Linked DNA regions of Homo sapiens: region 2 is linked to region 1. Evidence: read pairs that join two places in POLR2A ChIA-PET (ENCODE). Cell type or tissue: A673. All regions are shown on one strand.

What was found. Peaks named below come from ENCODE experiments on the same cell type or tissue, not always from the same donor. Only the 100,000 strongest peaks of a DNase experiment are listed, where the experiment ranks them.
Region 2: POLR2A ChIA-PET joins it to region 1 with 6 read pairs; 2 of 35 experiments call an interaction of 5 or more read pairs at or near these places.

The regions. Positions count from the first base shown.
Region 1 is chr1:150,885,492-150,887,991 of GRCh38, reverse strand. It overlaps CTXND2 (cortexin domain containing 2), which reads right to left and starts at 856. Exons shown (of 2, transcript NM_001384189.2): 1 at 679-856. It also overlaps a transcript of LOC107985204 not described here. RefSeq lists a cis regulatory region at 1,897 and an enhancer at 1,825-1,969. In A673, no CTCF peak of the experiment used is centred here; no DNase peak of the experiment used is centred here.
Region 2 is chr1:151,403,633-151,406,132 of GRCh38, reverse strand. POGZ (pogo transposable element derived with ZNF domain) reads left to right here. Exons shown (of 19, transcript NM_015100.4): 19 at 1-2,500. The coding sequence ends at 1,331. Among named protein-coding and RNA genes, the nearest start is that of PSMB4, 5.3 kb to the right of the region's middle. In A673, no CTCF peak of the experiment used is centred here; no DNase peak of the experiment used is centred here; H3K27ac peaks cover 392 bases.

The DNA.
Region 1 (2,500 bases):
GGTGTGAAGCTATTGGTTTATGTTAAATTTGGACCTACTAAAGTAAGAATCAGAATAATGGCATTTACAAATCCTTGGCAACATCAATTCCACTTTCAGTTCCAGAAAGATCCATTACCTTTTCCTTTCTCTGTGTTCCTTTTCCAGATCACTTCATTCTTCCCACCTGCAATGACCTGCCATTCTTGAAGAAGACCAAAATACTAAAAAGACCCAGTTTTTCTCTCCTGGCCATAAGTTTAGTGCAAAGAGAGAGATGATGGTGAAGAAACACAATAATGCAGCTTTTTTTTACTATAATCCTTAAAATCAAAGACACTCTCTGGCTAATAGGACTAATCAGAGGTCCCCCCAACTTTCCTCAAAAAGAGACTATGCTCAAGACATCCCTTCTCAGATGAAAGTTTAACTTTTCGTAAAAAGCTCTAACGAAAAAGGTCTTGGGCTGAGACAGACGGGTTGCTTGAGACCAGGAGTTTGAGTTCAGTCTGGGCAACATAGCAAGATCCTGCCTCTAAAAATAATAATAATAATAATAATAATAAAGCTCTTTACTTCCTTCAGTCATTTCCCCACGATTTCCCAAGTTCATAGCAAGGTGCTATTAAACTCAGAAGAATTCTTGGAATTTCTCCCAGTGAAAACTCCACCAGGAAGGCAATGTGGGTAGTTACCTACCTTCTGAGAGCGGATATCCAAGGCTACATTCACTTGTTGCCAGGGCAGTCTCCTCCTACTCAAGTACATCTCTTGGCAGCCTCTGTTTTTATCAACCTCTTCCCACAAAAGGAGAGTGGTTGGTAGCTCTCTCCCTTCCCCACTCCCACGCTGAACTCAGAAGCTTCATGAATAGTTCAATTGAAACAGGATCAAGTTTCAGACACTCCCATACTGAGAAAATGATCCCACTAGATTAAATTGGAGCCTAGATCAGTGGAGGAATATTTCCACAACTCTGCCAGGGCCAGGACAGCCACCATTAAAAGCTCAGGTAAAAATTTCTTTCTTTTCTTTTTTTTTTTTTGAGATGGTGTCTCGCTCTGTTGCCCAGGCTGGAGTGCAGTGGTGCAATCTTGGCTCACTGCAACCTCTGCCTCCCGGGTTCAAGAGATCTTCTGCCTCAGCCTCCAAGTAGCTGGGACTACAGGTGCATGCCACCATGCCCAGCTAATTTTTGTATTTTTAGTAGAGATGGGGTTTCACCATATTGGCCAGGCTGGTCTCAAACTCCTGACCTTGTGTTCCACCCCTCTCAGCCTCCCAAAGTGCTGGGATTACAGGCGTGAGCCACTACGCCCCGCCTCAGGTAAAAACTTCTAAGTAGGATCACATGAGTGGTAGAGGATGGATTGGTAGCCAACTTTTTGGTCTATGCAACAGGTCTCTGAATTACAGCATCTCCCAGGGACTTGCTAGAAATGCAAACTCTTGGACCCTTATCCTGGTCCTAATGAATAAGAAATTTTGGGGGTGTTGGCCTGTGTGTGTGTGTGTGTGTGTGTGTGTGTGTGTGTGTGTATTTAAGAGATGGGGTCTATGTTGCCCAGGCTGGAGTGCAGTGGCTATTCATAGGTGAATCACAGTGCACTACAGCCTCAAACTCCTGGGCTCAAGTGATCCTCCTGCCTCAGCCTCCCCAGTAGCCGGGACTACAGGCATGCACCACCACTTCCTGTGGCATTTGTGTTTTAACCAGCTTCTCTAGGTGATTGTGATGTATGCTTAAGTTTGGGAACTACTTGTCAACAGGATTAGTGATGCTTTAAAATGTTTTCCCCTCTTTCCTCAGAAGAATTTACTTGACACATTTGATTTAAAAAGTCAGGCCGGGCGCGGTGGCTCACGCTTGTAATCCCAGCACTTTGGGAGGCTGCGGCAGGCGGATCACGAGGTCAGGAAATCGAGACCATCCTGGCTAACACAGTGAGATCCGGTCTCTACTAAAAATACAAAAAATTAGCTGGGCGTGGTAGCGAGCACCTGTAGTCACAGCTACTCGGGAGGCTGAGGCAGGAGAATGGCGTGAACCTGGGAGGCGGAGCTTGCAGTGAGCCGAGATCGCGCCACTGCATTCCCGCCTGGGTGACAGAGCCAGACTCCATCTCACAAAAAAAAAAAAAAAAAAAAAAAAAAGTCATAACCGGGCCAGGCATGGTGGCTCACGCCAGTAAACCCAGCACTTTCGGAGGCTGAGGCAGGTGGATCACTTGAGGTCGGGAGTTAGAGACCAGCCTGGCCAACATTACAAAACCCCGTCTCTACTAAAAATACAAAAATTGGCCAGGTATGTTGGTGTGCGCCTGTGGTCCCAGCTACTTGGGAGGCAGAGGTTGCAGTGAGCCGAGATGGTGCCACTGCACTCCAGCCTGGGCGACGGAGCCAGACTCCATATCAAAAAAAAAAAAAAAAAATCTGCTTTATTCTTTTTAATGGCTGCTGAGTACTCAAGTAGTCCATTTTCTCTGTTGGTGGGCTTTTGTATTGTTTCAAATTTCTTATA
Region 2 (2,500 bases), 520 kb before region 1:
GCAAAAAGGAGCAGCTGTCTGTGAAGAAGCTTCGAGTAGTACTGTTTGCTCTATGCTGCAATACAGAACAGGCAGCTGAACACTTCCGAAATCCCCAGCGACGTATTCGCCGTTGGCTTCGACGTTTCCAGGCCTCCCAGGGGGAGAATCTAGAGGGCAAATATCTGAGCTTTGAGGCAGAAGAGAAACTGGCTGAGTGGGTGCTAACCCAGCGCGAACAACAGCTACCTGTAAATGAGGAGACCTTGTTCCAGAAGGCCACCAAAATAGGACGTTCTTTGGAAGGGGGGTTTAAGATCTCCTATGAGTGGGCTGTGCGTTTCATGCTGCGGCACCACCTGACTCCCCATGCCCGGCGAGCTGTGGCCCACACCCTACCTAAGGATGTAGCAGAGAATGCAGGACTCTTCATTGATTTTGTACAACGGCAGATTCACAACCAGGACTTACCCTTGTCTATGATTGTGGCTATTGATGAGATCTCTTTGTTCCTGGATACAGAGGTGCTGAGCAGTGATGATCGAAAGGAGAATGCCCTGCAGACAGTGGGCACAGGGGAACCTTGGTGTGATGTAGTCCTAGCCATTCTGGCAGATGGCACTGTCCTTCCCACCCTGGTTTTCTACAGAGGGCAGATGGATCAGCCTGCTAACATGCCAGACTCCATATTGCTAGAGGCAAAGGAGAGTGGCTACAGTGATGACGAGATCATGGAGCTGTGGTCAACTCGAGTGTGGCAGAAGCACACAGCTTGCCAGCGCAGCAAAGGCATGCTTGTGATGGACTGTCATCGCACTCACTTGTCAGAAGAGGTACTGGCTATGCTTAGTGCCTCTAGCACTTTGCCTGCAGTGGTCCCAGCAGGCTGTAGCTCCAAAATTCAGCCATTAGATGTATGCATCAAAAGAACTGTCAAGAACTTCCTGCATAAAAAATGGAAGGAACAGGCTCGGGAAATGGCAGATACTGCATGTGATTCTGATGTCCTGCTTCAGCTGGTGCTTGTCTGGCTGGGTGAAGTGCTAGGTGTCATTGGGGACTGTCCAGAGCTAGTTCAGCGCTCCTTCCTGGTGGCTAGTGTTCTGCCTGGCCCCGATGGCAACATTAACTCACCTACAAGAAATGCTGACATGCAGGAGGAGCTAATTGCCTCCCTAGAGGAGCAACTGAAGCTGAGTGGGGAACATTCTGAGTCTTCCACTCCACGACCCAGATCATCTCCTGAAGAGACAATTGAGCCTGAAAGTCTTCACCAGCTCTTTGAGGGTGAAAGTGAGACCGAGTCTTTCTATGGCTTTGAAGAAGCTGACCTAGATCTGATGGAGATTTGAGTGTTGGGGTCATGAGGGGGTGTGGAGTGAGGGTGGGAACATGTGAGGGAGGGTAAAGGGGCTTAGGGAAAAGGGGGCATACCAGGTGGGGTATTTGGTTTCTATTTTTTAATTTTATACCACCACTCCCCCCTGAAGTTGACTTACACTTCCCTGTGGATTTGTGGATTAATTAGGAAAACCAATAGTAATCACGTCTGAGCCAAGGAGCTGGCCCATTGGTCATTCACTTCTGCTAAAAACAGGTTTTTGTGACTTTTTTTTTTTTTAAATTTAAATCACTGTGTTTGGTATTTTTCTGACAAAATTAAGAAAAAGAAAAAAAATTATTTGTGGGCAAATGTTAAATTTTTTTGTTTCCCCTTTTACCTCAATTGTATCATAGTACTGGGTTTTTTTGTTTGTTTTATTGTGTGGCCAATGTCTTTGGGCATGATGCTATCTAATCATTGTTAATGTGAGAACATTTCTGAAGATGGGAAAGACAAATTATGTAGCTCACAAACTGGTTTATTATATATATGGATAAAAAACTTTTTTCATTGTGGTCTTAACACTTTTATATAAAAATGAAAATGGAAAAAAAGTCCCACTGAACTCTCTCTTCCTTCTCCTTTTCTTTCCTTCCCTCTCCAGAGATGTTGGTTTCTACAGCAACCCTAGATATAAAATTGTGGCTTTAAAAATGCATGAAACCACCTTTAATTATCCAGAATGAATAGATTTGTCTTTTCCTCACCACCTTCCCTCCAAAACATGACATAAACAATATTTTTTGCACTTGTGATCCTTGGCCCCTTTCCCCATTCTCAACACCATCCATCCCTCTGGACAAAGGATCATACAGGTGTTATTAGCAAGCAAGAGATACTGAAGCGATCAAACAGTTTTAGGGTGGAAGCCATTCCCAGTTTGAGTCTTCATCCTGTAAGCCCCCAGGGGCAGTCCCTGCTTTACTGAACTTCATCCTGTTAGATGGAGAGCATGCCTGTTTAAGGGATTACTGGTCCTACAGCCAGGAGCTAATTGTTCAAGAAGTGTTGAACTTTAAAAAGACAAGACCACTTGTTGAAATCCAGCGTGCTCTGTGGCTTTCCCCTATTTCTCTTAATACTTAGGGAAGAATCTGACAGGAAGAAGCGCACAGGGGTGTGCACAAAGAAAATGAC